Linked DNA regions of Mus musculus: region 2 is linked to region 1. Evidence: chromatin loops called from intact Hi-C (ENCODE). Cell type or tissue: left cerebral cortex. All regions are shown on one strand.

Region 1 (8,000 bases):
CAAGCCTATCAAAAGCACTGCATTAACTAGCCATGATAGAGCACACCTATAACCCCAGAATTCAGTTCACAGTCATCCTACATAGCAACTTTGAAGCCAGCCTGGGATATATGAGACTCTGTCTAGAGAAAAAGAAAGGGAGGGAGGGAAATTACATGGAGCTGGACAGATTACAAAGGCTTCTTTCTCTACTGAGACTTTCTCTACTGAGACTAGTTTCACCAGGGCTGGTGGTGCCTTTGGGCTGGAGTGAAAAGCCAGGCCTCCTGCTTGCTAGCTGGCTCTTCCTTTCTTGAGAAAGTAAGTTTGGGGTACCATTCTTGCCACAGTCACACATAAGGGCCAGCAATCAAAGATGTCCAGTAGAACACCTATGAATACCCCTTCCCTCTTTGCAGATACACTGGCCCATCCAGGCCCAATGGTTTGCTTTCTTTAATAACCTGTATATAGAATAACTTTAGTAACATTTTCTGGTTGTTGATAGGTACTTAAGGCTGTAAACACAGCACTGAGCTAAGAAACCATTAGATTCACTAGTTTATATGTGGATTTAAGAAGTTTTGTTATGGTTACAGAAGTAATGAGTGTCTTAATTTCTTGTGGGTTTTTTTTTTTTTTTTTTTTTTTTTTTTTTTTTTTTTTTTTTGGTTTTTTGAGATAGGGTTTCTCTGTGTAGCCCTGGCTGTCCTGGAACTCACTTTGTAGACCAGGCTGGCCTCGAACTCAGAAATCCGCCTGCCTCTGACTCCTGGGTGTTGGGATTAAAGGCCTGCGCCACCACGCCCAGCAGAGTGACTTCATTTCTTTGGCTGCCATAAAAACATTTCCACATAATAGTCAGTGACTTCAGCCACCAAATTCTCTTGGAGATTTAGGAGCTCAAAGCTCTTAGTCTAGTAAGGCTTTGCTCCTTGAAGAATCTTGAGTGGCCTTGACTTCTGGAGGCAGCCCTTGTCTTGTCAATGTGTCCCCTTAGGCTCTGCCTCCATGGTCACACTGTCTCATTTTCTTCTTTCCTGTCTGTAAGTTAGAGGGACACTTCTGGTTGAATTTAGGGCCCACCAGGATAATCCGTGCAAACTAGGTTATGAATCAGGGTTCCACACCTAAAATTAATTGCTTCACAGATGCGCATGTGATGTATCTGTTGAAGCTACTCATGTACCCTAACTACAGTCTACAAGATTACACGCAGTGTGTACATGTACATGCCGTCAAGTGTTAGAGCACAGTGGTGGCCATGAGGAATCTCTGGAATCAGACAAACTTGAACCTGAATCTCAGATAGGCTTTGTACTGTGTATGTGTAAATCCTTAAGCTTCAGATCCTTCCTGTGTAAAGTAGTCAACTTCTTTTATCTTATTGGAGTACAAGGAAGTTTTGGAATTCATGACCGTCTCAGCAAACACTAATAATAGTATGTATTGTTTTTGTTTGTTTTATACAGATTGATTGATTGATTGATTGATTGATTTTGAAGCAGGGTTTCTCTGTGTAGCTCTAGCTGTCCTGGAACTCACTCTAGATCCACATGCTCCTGCCTCTGGAATGCTGGGATTAAAGTCATGTGCCACCTCTGTCTGATACATTTATTGTTTTTAGTATGGAAGCTACTATAGAAAAAAAAAGTTTTGTCTAGTCAATTTTTGATTGAATTCTTTCTGTTATCTTTTTATTATTTAGAATCACTTACTCTTGGCATTGCTCCTAATTTAGAACTTCTAATTCTTCATCCATAAAGTGGTTTTTCTATTTCTAACAGTTAATGTAATTCTGAGACATGATCTCACTCTATAACCCTGGATGCCCTAGAACTCACTGCGTAGATAAGGCTGGTCTCGAACATGAAAAGATCTACCTGGCAGGTGCCACCACACCCAGCAGTTAATATTAGTGTACTAGTTTGTCAACATCTCACATGACCCCAGAACATATTTAGAACTGCTAAGGTAATCTCTGTTAGATTAGTAAAAACCTGTACTGTTTGTAATCTATTCTCCACAGCAACTAAAGTGATCGTGTTGACTTTACGTCAGATTATGTTATTGATTTACTTAAAATGTTCCATTTTCCTCATAAATTGAATAGCAACGGAAATGCCTACCACAGCTCCTCAGCCTTTATCCCTTTCCTTCAACCTCAGTCCTGACATTTATCAAACCCCTCCATACTCCTAGCGTGACAGTTACACTGGTCATCATATTCTGGAATATTCTTAAATTGATTCTCTCCCTTGGGATTTTGCTCTATCTTCAACATAGCTTGCTCTTTCCCACATCCTTGGTCTAGCTTCTTGAGCAGTCTTAATTACATTCCCCAGCTTTAGCTTTGCTTGCTTTGTACCATTTCCAAAGATGACTATGTCTGGGAATTTGTTTATGTGTTCATCGCATTCCCCCATGGAAGCACAACATTGGCCCTTCCTTCTTTCCTTCCTTCCTTCCTTCCTTCCTTCCTTCCTTCCTTCCTTCCCAGCTCTTCTCCTCAGTAGTAAAACTGTTCTTAGGCCTGAGGAGAAGAGCTTGGACCCCTTGTTCCATGGACACCATTAGCCCTAACTCTGCTCCATTATCATCTCTGAAAAGGTAGTTTACAATTTGTTGGTTTTGTTTTTTAATACAAGAAGAATAAAGCGGATCCTGGTGATCTCAAGATCTCCAGTTCTCACTTTGGACTTTCCTAACTCCTGCTGAGAGACTCCTGAGAGGCAGTTTTATGGAGGCAACGTAAAGGCGTGCAGGTTTCTGACAGTTGTGGATGCGCAGAGTGAGTTGCAATATGGACACAGGCGTACAGACATACCTGCACTCACATCTGCACTCACATCTGCATGTGCCTGTCAGTTTCGGTTTTGCTAAAGTGCATTTTCTGCTAAGGGAGTGCGGACTGTTGAGCCTGAAATAGAGAACACCAGGACAGTGAGATCAAATGCTTTGAAAGTGGCTGTGCCAACGCTTTTTGCTAATTAAAGAATGTTAGGACAATCACCACTAGCAGCAGTAAAGGGCGCCCCATTACCTCTCTCTATGGTGAGTTGGGTAAATTTAAAGGCAGCTATAAATACCCCACTGAGCTCCTGAGCTTAAGCGCAGTTGGGGCTGGGTGAAGAGGAGGCCTAGCTTCTGTCTCCTTCTGTCCCTTCTCTAATAGCTGTCAGTCCCTAAATTTTTCATGACAACAGAACAAACAGTTCCATCAACAAACTCTTAATTTAACTTAAAACATCCTAGAGGAGGTACCAGACAAGTGAGAATCAAGTCTGACTGGGAGCCTGGGTCCCCTGGGTCCTTCTGTGTTGCCTTTGACTTTTTTTTCCCCTTTTGCCTGAAGATGTTCCAACCTGTTCCTGTACCATAGATGTTTTTAAGGAAAACAAAGTCACTAGGCTTAAGGCCACTATCCCAGGAATATTCTAGGCACCCTTACTAGAATTCAGAATTGTACTGTCTACGTTCACTCTTTACAGTTTTGGGCTAATTTTAAGAGGTATGATCAAATTTGGAACTTCCATGTTTTTGTCTCTTGAGCATGGTCTGCTCTTGAGTGGTTTCTTGCAGCTCTTCCACAACCTCCAAGCCGTTCTTACCCGTCAGTTTATAGAGCAGTGCCTTGCTTCTACTACCTTCTCTCTGCCAACCTCCTTGATTTGTTTGCTGTTTTTGTAGATAGATCATCATTTCTGGCCATCAAGCTGCTTTATATAATCCATCAATTGTTTTCAGTTCCACACTGCCAGCCTTAGCTATGGCTAGGATTCCCCTAGTTCCGAATGGTATAACTTCAGTTTGTCGTTCTGTACTGACTTAGCAACTTGGCTTCTTCCACCATGCATTCATTGACCCATCCTTGGGTCTTCAGGGAGTGAGGGAGAATCAAAGGACACATAGCATGTGGCTTGAGTGGTCTCAAATTCTCTGGAGTGGCAGTCTTCTCTGCATCCTACCTTAGCCTGAGGAGGAGTACTGGTGCTCAGAAGTAGAGGGGAGTGCAGCCCTGGGGATGCCAGAACCAGCCGCACCATTGGCTTCCCCCTGAGTCATCAGATGAGCTATGGGTAGGTTGGCTGGCACCCAGATTCCTGGGTGCTCCGTTGTTCTTAAGATAACTTTTTGGGGAGTTCGATTTACTCAGCATTCAGCCTGCTTTTGGTCCTTGTTTTCAGATGCAGCTTTTACCTGCAGATGCTGCTAGTGGAACTCACCCTTATTTTAAAGGATGTGCCTGCTGGTAAATGTGAAATAAGGAATTAGGGTCCTTAGATCCTCATTCAGGTTTAGACAGGTTAGAGAGTCCTGAGTCAGTTGGTTAGCTGGGCTGTTCACATATGCATTTTCTCCTATTTACTTACCGTAGCCTCTTATCACAATATCTGCATTTGACTGGAGCCAATAGGTAGATTTGTTTCTTTTTAATTAAGGCAAGCCTGAGTCTTTTGAAATTTATTCTGTTCCACTGTAGAATACCTTCATAGACCCCACCATAAATCCTCATCTTTCAGATTTCGCATCACTATACCAGCCAAAGATGCTATAAGTGAGAAGCACTTAGGAGCCTCTTTTCTTGGACCATTTCAAATGTTGCTGTTAGGGACACCAGACTGAGGTGGTTCTGCTTCTGGTGAGTGCAGTGAAGCCCCACCCAGTTGAGGGTCCAGGGCTACCTCCTTGGAGCCTAGCTAGAGGAGCTGTCATTCTGTGTCCCTTTCTTGGTAACTGTGGCTAGTTTGTGTGGCAGCCCAGTGAGACTGCTTGATTGGTATTCTGTGCACAAGCACTGAAAAAAGCCCAGGAGGAGCCCTGCCAGCCAATAACTCTGAAAGGGCTCTTTGTGCAAATGAGCAGCATGCGAGCTGGACAGGGCTCACTCCCTCCCCCGCCAGTGTCCTCTCTGGCCAAGCAATTTGGTGGTGCTTTGGCACTGGCACAGAGTACTTGGGGATCCCTCCCCAAAAAGAGACCATCTTGGGATCCCAGACACATAGAGCAACTTGAGCTCTGTCCTTCCTGCCCCGGCTCTGGCAGTCTGCCTCCAAGTGCCAGTCAGTGGGATCTATTCAAGGCTGTGTCTATGCATAGATAAGGGGCAGGAAGTAAAGAAAGGAGATGAGTGTGAACAGACCAACCATCAGCAAAGTAGGGGCACTCTCACTTCTCTCTCTGGTGGGATCCCCAGAAACCTGGGGCATGGAACCACACTGCACATGAGCTTCCATCACTGTGTTCCAGCAGGACCTGAGCCATTTGATTTTCCTAAAGCTGCCTGTTGTCCTCATGCCTAAGAAAGGGAAGAAATAAGAGCCTTTGTGCCTGCATAGCTGACAGCTGCAGAGTAAGACTCTATCAAACTAATACCAAGAAGCATCCTGGTGCCGATAGGAGCCAAGCACAGCCAGGCACAGGCACTAGTGACTACCAGCCCCATGCTTAATGACTCTTAAGGAGTTGGCTCTTGCCACTACCATTTTACACACACACACACTGTCTCCTCTCAGATGTCTTTTGTTATTAATGAGTTTTCTAAACACATAAGCTTGACTCGCTTGCTTTGGGTGAAGGAGACCATTCTCATTAGGTACTGTCTTCTAGGAAGGAAAGCATTAAGTAGGTGTTGAAGGTTTTTCTAAGGCCTCACACTACATGTGAGCCTAGAAGACTAGAGGACTGACAAGTGAGGGTAGTTGGGAGTGGTCAGCTTCCTGCAGTTCGCTCATCTCCCTTGCCATCTGATGGCTTCCTGAGACAGGCTCAAAAAGTGGCCCACCACCCAACTGACACCAGCTGTCCCCTGAACCTCCATTTCAGATTACTGGTGTTTTGTTTTATTTCCAAACAGGCCTCACCTTTCACAGTTTTTGCTACCTCCATGTATCTCATTAACCTTAATTACTTTGAATATGCTGATCAAAGACCCAGATGTCCAACTGGTGACAGAAATACAGGTTAAAAATGAGTAAGCTGGAGAGTTGGGTAGCTCAGTGGAGAAAGTGATTGCTGTGCAAGCTTGAGGACCCAAGTTTGAATCCCCAGAATTCATATAATACCTGGTTAGGAATGGTGACCTGCCTCTAATCTCAACGTAGAAATCCCCTGAACATTCCAGCTAGCCAGAATGGCAAAATTGGTGAGCTTCAGGGCAACGATAGACCTTGTCTCAATGTAGAAGGAAGAGAACAATCGAAGGGGACAACTAATGTCACTCTTGGGTTGTCACGTGAACCCACATACAAGAGCACCTAGATACCAAGCCACATTCTGAGGAATAAAAGTAACTCTTAGTCCACAGAAGCAGTGCCATGCTGTCAGCAGAATGGGCATTAAGTGGGACAGTGACATCAGGCAAATTTGGGGGTTTTTTCCCTTCCTATCAGACTAAATACCCTTATTCTTGAAGCCATCAAAGAGGGGTGGAGCAGAGAGAGCAGTGTGGAGGGGAAGACTATAGCCTGAGGTAGGCTGCCTTATCGTGGAAGCTAGCAGAGTTGGGCTCCCTGTACTGCCTTGTGCTACTCTCTCCTGGGTGTGTCTGCTCCCAAAAAGGAACAAAGATGTCACCCTAGTCAGGGTCATGCCTTGTACTGTTACTTTCACATCCAGATACTTGGAGAAGAAAACCCAGGGAAACTTTCCCATTTGCCTGAAACAAATGGCTCCAGACTCTCCCTCAAATACAGCCACTGGCATTTAAGATCTATGTGTTGCAGTGTCTCTGCCCCACATGGTCAGGTAGCTTTGCAGCTTGGAGAAGCACCCCCACCCCCAATTCATACACACACAAAATGCACTCAGGCCCATCCACCCAGGGGCAGGTGTGCTCCTAATGATGCACACTGTAGAGAAAGCCACTTCCTAGAGGCCTTTGCCCCATACTAGGTCAGGAGGGCGGCAAATATGAATCTAGTGCCTTGAAAGCTTTACTCTGCAATTCTCTGCATGGGTCCCAAGCAGCACGGTCCCTAAACTCCCTCCTTGTCTTCACCTTGCTGGAACCACTCATTGTTTTTGCATCTTACAAAGAGCTTTCCTCTCTTTCTCTTTTCCTGTCTCTTTTATCCCTAGTCTTCCATTCCCAAACAACTGAAGACAATCTTCCAAAGGGACCTTGTTGGGGTGGGAACAATAGACAATAGTTAGTCAATGGATCAGATGAGTCCTAAGGTTCTGTTGCACGAGAGAGTGACTGTAGTTCACAATAATAAATTGTATTTTTCTTTGTTAACTCTGTGGGGTGTGTGTGTGTGTGTGTGTGTGTGCATGCGCGCCTGCCTGCCTGCCTGTGTTTGGCATGCATGTCATGGGGAATGTGTGGAGAGGACAGAGGGCCACTTGAGGAGTCAGGTCTCTCCTTCTACCATCATGTGGATTCCAGGATGGAATTCATGCTGTCAGGCTTGGCCGGTTCGTGCTTTACCCACTCAGCCACCTCAGCACTCACATTTCCAACTTCAGAGTAGAAGAAACAGTCAAATTGTAAAGTGATAGATATGCTTGCTACCCTGATTTGATCATTATACAATATGTGCGTATATCAATAAATATGTACAATTATTGTGTGTCCATTGAGAGCAACTTAAAAATAGACACAAAACAGAGAAAAGAATCCTCTTGAGAGAGGAGATAGCCTCACTGACAGCTCCAGAGGTCTGCCAACCTCTGCCATGCATCTGCTCCGTTATGTTTTCCAGGTGCTTAGTGTGGACTATATCTCTGTATTGATGGATCTCATTTGGTTGTCACGTGCATTTGTCTTGGAGGCCTGCTAATGCCATTTGAGTTTCTGAAATCCTTATTTTGCAAATCCATTTGTGTCCTGGGTTTAGCACCCGATTACAGGATTAGCAGAGATTATAAGGTCTGTCTGATGTCTCCTCCAAGCTTTCAATCTGATTCGTGGCTAGGAATTGAGAAATTTGCACACTGATAGAAAGGAAGTGGGGGGTAGCTACTGGGGAAAAACAAACAAAAAAGGCTCTCTTAGGAAGAATTGGAATGGTGCCTGC
Region 2 (8,000 bases), 110 kb after region 1:
CACACTTGCACCGTCGCACACTTGCACACACATCCCACCATAACACACTGTCTTAGTCAGGGTTTCTATTCCTGCACAAATATCATGACCAAGAAGCAAGTTGGGGAGGAAAGGGTTTATTCACCTCACACTTTCCACATTGCTGTTCATCACCAAAGGAAGTCAGGAGTGGAACTCAAGCAGGTCAGGAAGCAGAAGCTGATGCAGAGGCCATGGAGGGATGTTCCTTACTGGCTTGCTTCCCCTGGCTTGCTCAGCCTGCTCTCTTATAGAACCCAAGACTACCAGCCCAGAGATGTCACCACCCACAATGGGCCCTTGATCACTAATTGAGAAAATGCCTTACAGCTGGATCTCATGGAGGCATTTCCTCAAGGGAGGCTCCTTTCTCTGTGATAACTCAAGTAGACACAAAACCAGCCGGTACACACACTTCACAGGCATATACAAATAATAAATAAAATTAATTACATTTAAACTATGAAAAAAAACCCACAAAGCCAGGTATGATAGCACACAGACACATTCCGATATAAAGACTATAGACAGCTTCACTTATGTAAGATCATGACTCAAAATACCAAAACCTAAAGGAGAGAAAAAAAAAAAAGAACCAAAATGTGTGTGTGTGTCTGTGTGTCCGGGTGTGCGTGTACAATAGGGGGATAACGGGGGGGGGGGGGCTTGAACATGTGCACAGCTGTCAGAGAAGATTCCCAATTCCGTGAACAGCTTCTGGATTCAGATCTGGAAGCTCCTTGTGCCATCCTATTTAGACCATGCAAGTCTGTTTAGAATATACCAGTCTGTACTCTGCAGAGCCTTCCCGCTGGCCCCACACTGGCCCGTGGCTTTGCTCACTTTCCCCTCTGCTGTGGAAGGAAGACCTTCCTCTTTACTGGCTTGGAATTTTTCACTTTGCCGTCTTGCTCTCTCTGAAATCGTGCTATTTGTATTAGATATTCATTGGTGTTAACAAGAGCTGGCCTGCTTTTAACAATTGCTTTTAAATTATGGAGGAGAAAAGGCTTGTCAGCCATTAGAGTTTAATGTGAAAGTGTTAACGCGAGACTTTCGCACTCTGCAGAGGAGGGGCTGGGCTGAGGGGATGGAAGAAGAACTCCGCAAAGTGGTCCGTCAGAGCTGGGCTTGCAGGGCAGAACAAGAACATGGGAATAGTTCCTCCTACCCACCTGCCTCCCTCTGCCTGCCTCTCGAGCGCCCTTCCTGGTCCAGAGCTCAGGTTGATACTAGGATCCTAGTCCCTTACAGATCCACTTGATATTCTAGAGTTTGAAAATAACTGTATTGATTTGTTGTTTTGGTTTTGTGGTTTAATTTTTTTATTTTGTTTTGAGACAGGGTCTTGTAGGTAGCCCAGGCTGGCATGGGAACTCAGGTTCCTTGTACTTCAGTCTCTTGAATGTGGAATTACAGGTGCGAACTGCCATGCCTGACTTCCTGAGAAGGACCAACTAGCATGTAGAGAACGGGGTAAGCACTCTTCCACGTGGATGGGGTTGCATCTGTGTAACACTTGGCCTCTTCCACACCCGTCTGTTCACTTTCCCTGTGAGAATGTCCGCTTCCCCTGAGGTTGGATTGGCAGGTCATTCCTTTCTCACACCAATGCGTCCTTCAGCGCAGGCTAGGCTAGCAGGAAAGGTTTGTCTGACTTCTCCATCACCTCTCACTCCGTGCTGACTTTTCAATTTGTTCTGAGCCTGGGCAGAAAATAGGAGTGCTATTTATTGGATTCTTTCCATCTCCTTTTGGAGGTGTCTGGGATTCCATTGTCTGCTGAACCAAACTTAATAAGTAAGAGAATCTTCCGACTAGCTCCTCTCGGGTGCTTTTAAAAAGAAGGCATTGGCACACGCCTTTAAGCCTGGAGACAGGCTGATGTTCGGGGCCAGCCTGATCTAGTATATTCAACGCTTTATAGAGAGACCCTGTCTCCAACCACCACCACCACAACAATAGCCAAAAAAGAAGAGGAGGGAGGGTGGGGAGGGGAGGGAGAGGAAGGGGCAGAGGCAGTGGGAGCAGCAGAGCCTTTGTTGAGAATCAGACATGCTAAGTGTTTATCACGAATGTGTTCACACAGTCACTTATTCATGAACCTGGTGAATGGAAGATCCGAGGATTCCCATCTGCTCGTATGAGAACTTCATTATTGGCGATGTTCCCTTGTGCAGGTCCATTTGGGTGCACTGATGGGTGTCCTGTGAGCAGATAGGACTCTCCCGTGAATTCAGTCTATTTAATCATCCCTTCCTGTGGAGCCACACCCACCCCCTTCCCTTCTGAACTCTTGCCACTTCTGTGTCTCTGTCAGCCAGACAGTTGTTGCTCTTCCCACTGTGGCTCCCAAGAACAAGAGGCCCTACCCCTGCTGTCCCGATAGATGTGCGGAGTGGTTCCAAGGCTTGGAACCCTGGTCATAAACCCAGAAAGGCTCCCGGGGACAGAGAGAGGCCTGTGGGTAAGATGGCTTGTGTTCAAGGAGGAATTTCAAGGCCTGTAGTCAAGTCCTGGCAAACCCGTCTGTCCATGCAAGATTTACTCCCGTGTCTCCCTATGCTGCTTCAAGATATGTTCTATTAGCATGGAACCCTCCTGGGTCTGGCTGCTGAGCCAATTCTCAGTTAGAATGACACATTTTCAGAGTTATGGTCGTTGAGAGGGACCCACAATGCGGCTAGCAGCACCTCTGATAAGCCACAGACAGCTGAGGGAGAGGACATGTCACCTCAGCGTCAACATGAGCAAGCAGATGGTTGGCTTCAGGGGTCTCAGCCCCAGAGCAAACCGTGAATGCAAACAGATCCTGGGGACAGGTGAGAGGATCCATTTCCACCTCTGCACTGAAATCTAAGCTCCAGATGAGCCTGCAAAGAGTGGTGTGAGCGTGAGGGAGAGGGCACTTGGGGACTAGGCATGAAAGAAGATGTGGGGTAAAGCTTTTAGGACACGGAAAGGGAAAGGGCGTTGGAAAAGTCTTGGCAGGAGCCCCCAAAGAGTTTTGGGCCCCACAGGGAGCCTCCAGGTCCCTGAAGATGGTGCATTCACCCGCAGCGCTCATGGTAACCACAAGGGGGCGCGCGAGCGCAGTATCTGTGCTTGGGACACCAGGGGACCAGACATAGGGGGCTTCCATTCCAGTTGGACCCCAGCAAACCCTAGCCTCTGGGGGAGTGGATTTTTACCTCTGAAGTAGGGCAATTAATTTGGCAACTTCTCGTCGACTGAACGAATGACCTATGCTCCTACTTGTATGAAGAAAATGGAGATATACCTGTCCCAGCCCATGGTATAACACACCCCAACCGTTACATGTATTAAAGGAAGCCTGCAGAAGAGGCACTCTAGAAGGGTTTTAGATGTCCAACAAGGAAGAAGGAACTTAGGGGTCATGGCGGTTGTGAGGACAGGGATCAACCCCGCGGGCCCTGAATAAGCAAGCTCCAAGGATTTTTCTACCCTGTAGATTTTTTTTTTTTGTTTTTGAGTGTTTCTGGTTAAGTAGTACACAGGTATCCCTAGGAGTTATGATCGTAGAGCCTCTTCTCCAGGAGGGATCCTTAATCCACCCTCCCTGTATGGAGTTGAGTTAGCGCCGCTGCCGCTCTCTGATGATGGCAGCACAGCTCTTCTTCAGACTCAGGTTCAAATCCCTGTAAACCAGCAGGGTGATTTGGGCTAAATCACGTAACCCTTCAAGTCTCCTTTTCTTTCCAGTTACCTTGAAAAATGAAACAAAAGCACCTTCCCTAAGGAACTGTGAGCATTAAACAAGCCTCTCTGTGGAGGTAGCAGGCTCTGGACCAGGACCTGGACCCTGCTTCATCACCAATGCATCTTTAAGGAGCATGGCCGTTTGACCCATCTAGAGCCAATCCCAGCGCCCAGTGCCTGGGCTCAGCACATGCTCACTGGGCAGTTGTTCTCAGGCTGACTGCCTGCCTGTGACAAAGCCTTTCTAGCTTCTGCCACTCCCATCCCCAACAGGGAATCTGTTGACATCCCTGGAATGACCTCTTCCTACAATCCATCGAGTTCACCACATGGCCTGCTATCCGGCAGCTCTCTGTCACCATAGGTCCCACACCTTCTTCCTGTTCTCTGCTTCCAGATGGTGCCAGCAAGTGACCCACAGCTGGAAAAGGTGTTCTGTTGACACCAGGACCCGCTGCTGACACCCTCGGCAAGAGCAGTAAATGCTCTTAACCATTTCTGAGCCATCTCTCCAGCTTCCACATTTCTATTATATGGGATTGGGACTTACTTCTTCTAATTGTTTGTATATGCTCAGCCCAGGGAGTGGCATTATTAGAAGGTGTGGCCCTGTTGGAGTAGGTGTGGCCTTGTTGGAGTAGGTGTTTCCCTGTGGGTGTGGGCTTTAAAACCCTCATCCTAGCTGCCTGGAAGTCAGTCTTCTGTTATCAGTCTTCAGATGAAGATGTAGAACTCTCAGCTCCTCCTGCACCATGCCTGCCTAGATGCCACCATGTTGTTCCCACCTTGATGATAATGGACTGAACCACTGAACCTGTAAGCCAGCCCCCATTAAATGTTGTCCTTATGAGAGTTGCCTTGGTCATGGTGTGTCTGTTCACAGCAGTATAAAACCCTAACTAAGACACTTCTCAAGTGGTGATGGCAGCAGCTATTGTCAGACTCCTGTTTGGATAGGAGATGGGCATAGCCCTGTGATGGGTCTTCATTGCCTCTTAGAGAGCGGCACATGATTTAGGCCCAAACTTGACTCATCAATAAACATCACGCAGAAATCTGTTCTTGCACGTACCCACTCTGTATACTTTCAACTGCTTAGCAAATATCAGTCGACTTACCAGTCAACTGTTCCCGACATACTTGAAATGCTACGGCTGTGGAGATTCCTGGCATGTTTGCCTTCATCTTCACCCTGTGTGTTGTACGGCTATATCACTTCCAGGATCTGTTTAAATGACTTTCCTCCCCTGCAATCTTTGTCTCCCTGCCTTGCATCATCACTCCTGCCTGCCATGTGGATGTGTTTATTGAACACACTTCCCCAGTATGATACACTCGTCACAAGGGCAGGGGTGGACTGGTGGTCCCCAGGGTGCCAACCGATGATAAAGCAAAAGGTAGCCAAGACAAAGGTAAAAACACTCAGCAGAGAAACCAGGCAATCTTCCCACTGAGAGTTCCAAATCGAGGGGAGAACTCTCATGCTAGGAGAAATCAGCAGATCCTCACAGATGTCATTCAACCTGTATGAAACAAGAGGGCTGGAGAGATGCCCAGCAGTTAAGAGCACTGGTTACTGTTTTAGAGGACGCTGGATTCAACTTCTTATACCCACATGTTGGCTCACAACTGTCTGTAACTCCAGTTCCAGGGCGTATGGTACTATTTTCTGATCTCTGCAAACACTAGGCATGCGCAAGGACCTGACATACTTATATACACATAAAATACATTTTTAAAAATGTGATGAAACAAATACTTTAAAATAAGTGTGTTTAAGGTACTCGAATTGATAACAGAAGGAACAACTTCTATGAAGTTCAGAAATAAGACATTCCAATAGAAACTAAACAAGAAAGAGATACCTTAGCAATGCAAAAATCATTGGAAAATTTGACCTAAAAATCAATCAAAAAGTGATGGAATTTGAATTTGCATTTGAAGATAGTAGGAAAAAATTAGCCTAGACTATATCACATTTTAAAAAAAATCAACAATTATAAAGGGACCAATGAAGAGGAATGATTTAAACAGTTTTAATATCTTAAATCAGAGCAGAGAAATAATATTTAGAAGATAAAACTGAGGATTTCCTATTGGAGACAGTATGAATTCTTTACAACGTGTGTATGGAAGGTACCATGCAAAGTAAATAAAAATAAGTCTACTTGTGCAAAACCCACGAGGCATACAAGACAGAGAGACAACTGGGAAAAGCTATACAGAGAAGAGATAAACACCATTTAAAGGCTCATCTATTAGACTGTCAGCCCACTTCCCTGAAGCCACAATACCTGCCAGAAGACAATGGAAGAGTAGCTTTAAAACGCCTGCGTTTACATACCACTAAATTACCATTCAGGAACAAGGACAAAATAAAGATATTTTAAGACACGCACAGAGACTGAGAGACGTTACCTCCCACAGATGTCATTACGAGAGAAAGTAATTCACCAAGAAGAGAAATGGACTTGCAAAGAGGATATGGGATGCAGGAAACAGCGGTGAGCACAGGCTCGGATGAAACGTTTGGAGATGCATTAACCTCCAACTTTGGAAAGGTTCTGTGACTAAAGGAACGTAAAAGATGCTGCGAAAATCTAGGTGGTGTTTGTCCGATGTGATGGCTTGAGTATGCTTAGCCCAGGGAGTGGCACTATTAGGAGGTGTGGCCTTGTTGGAGGAATTGTGTCACTGTGGGGGTGGACAATGAGACCCTCCTCCTAGCTATGTGAGAATCAGTCTTCTGTTTGCCTTTGAAACAAGATGTAGAACTCTCAGCTCCTCCAATACCATGCCTGCCTAGATGCTGCCATGCTTCCTGCCATGATGATAACGGACTGAACCTCTGAACCTGTAAGCCAGCACTAATTAAATATTGTCCTTATAAGAGTTGTCTTGGTCATGGTGTCTGTTCACAGTAGTGGAAACCCTTCGAGTCCAATGATTAAAATAAACCAATGCTCACAAGACAATAGAAGTACTAATTTTTTGGCAATGCCAAGATAATTTGTAGTTAAGTGTATGTATTAAAAATGTACAGGTTGGAGCTGGGGAGGTGGCTCTTTGGGTAAGCACCTCTCACACAACTATGAGGACTCGAGTTTAGATCCCTGGAACCCACACAAATCTGGATGTAGCCGCACATGTTAACAGTTACAAACACAAATGAAAGGGCCATTATCATAGGCTTTACATTCCAAGGCAGTGGAAGAAATGTGGAGAGTCTTGATCAGTCCAACAGAAAGACAGGAAGGAAAAAACTGAAGCAAAGACAGTTTCAGGAATACAAGCAGCTGTGTAAGGCAGAAATGGAGCAAACACACATGGATTATCAATGCTAACCGATCAGACTTATTTCTTTACTTCATTTAACCCAAAATTATTCTATTTCTAAATATACTACAAGAAAACCATAAAGTAAGATAAAAAAAAACAAAGGCAAGGAAAAGATGAATCACAAAATATGGACCAAATGAAGTTGATGGAGCAAAATTACTGAGTCAATTTCAGTTTGTCCTTAGAGCAGGCAGAAAGGAGGCATCTGGTGACGATCAAGGAACAGCTCACAAGGGCTACATTTCATACTTTACAGCGCTGCCTCAGTGTATATAGGACAACACTGGAATTACGAGGAAGAATTGATGGAATCGTGGTCATGTCAGGAGATTTTAGTGAATCTCCTTTGAAACTGGTTAGAATATGAAATGAATAATTTTGTTTTTGTCGGTTCTTGGCTTATAAGCCCTTCCCCACTTGTGGCAGACCACTAAAACTCAGTAAGTGAAAAGATACTTATGTCAGAGGGGTCTCACACCACCCCCCCTGCCCTGGAGGGAAAGGAAGCTTGTATAGAAACCAAGAAGCCTCAGAGAAGATGGAGGCTGTCTGCCCCTCTGGTCTGAGGCAGTCATGCCTGTGAGTAGATTGTCTGTGAAAGCGCTAAAGGGCTGGGTTCAGGAGCTTCTGTGTGTGTGCACGTGTGCACATGTGTGTGTGCGTGTGTGTGTGCCTGGAGGGAGTACCTGGAGGTACTCCTGGAGAGGGTATGGATGCTTCAAGTCCTCCCAATACCTCATTCTGGGCAGGTCTTCGTCCGTATTCTTTATAATATCTGTTTCAGTAATGAACTTTTCTCTGAGTCTCATGAACCTCTCATGCAAATGAGTGTAACTCAAGGCTGACACAGTGAGAACCCTGATTTACAGCCCGTTGGTGAAAGAAAATACGTTTTAAAACAAAACAAAACCACAACCCTAGGC

What was found. A loop is a pair of places that touch in the nucleus more often than their neighbours do. Peaks named below come from ENCODE experiments on the same cell type or tissue, not always from the same donor. Only the 100,000 strongest peaks of a DNase experiment are listed, where the experiment ranks them.
Region 2: it touches region 1 in a loop (2.7-fold over the local background); 2 of 42 quality-filtered maps call a loop at or near these places.

The regions. Positions count from the first base shown.
Region 1 is chr6:28,837,739-28,845,738 of GRCm38, forward strand. All of the region lies in intron 16 of Snd1 (staphylococcal nuclease and tudor domain containing 1), which reads left to right. Among named protein-coding and RNA genes, the nearest start is that of Lrrc4, 10 kb to the left of the region's middle. In left cerebral cortex, no CTCF peak of the experiment used is centred here; DNase peaks (open chromatin) are centred at 4,034 and 4,850; H3K27ac peaks cover 2,541 bases.
Region 2 is chr6:28,946,335-28,954,334 of GRCm38, forward strand. No RefSeq gene overlaps it. Among named protein-coding and RNA genes, the nearest start is that of Gm40357, 15 kb to the right of the region's middle. In left cerebral cortex, a CTCF peak has its summit at 3,091 (motif pointing right); a DNase peak (open chromatin) is centred at 3,097.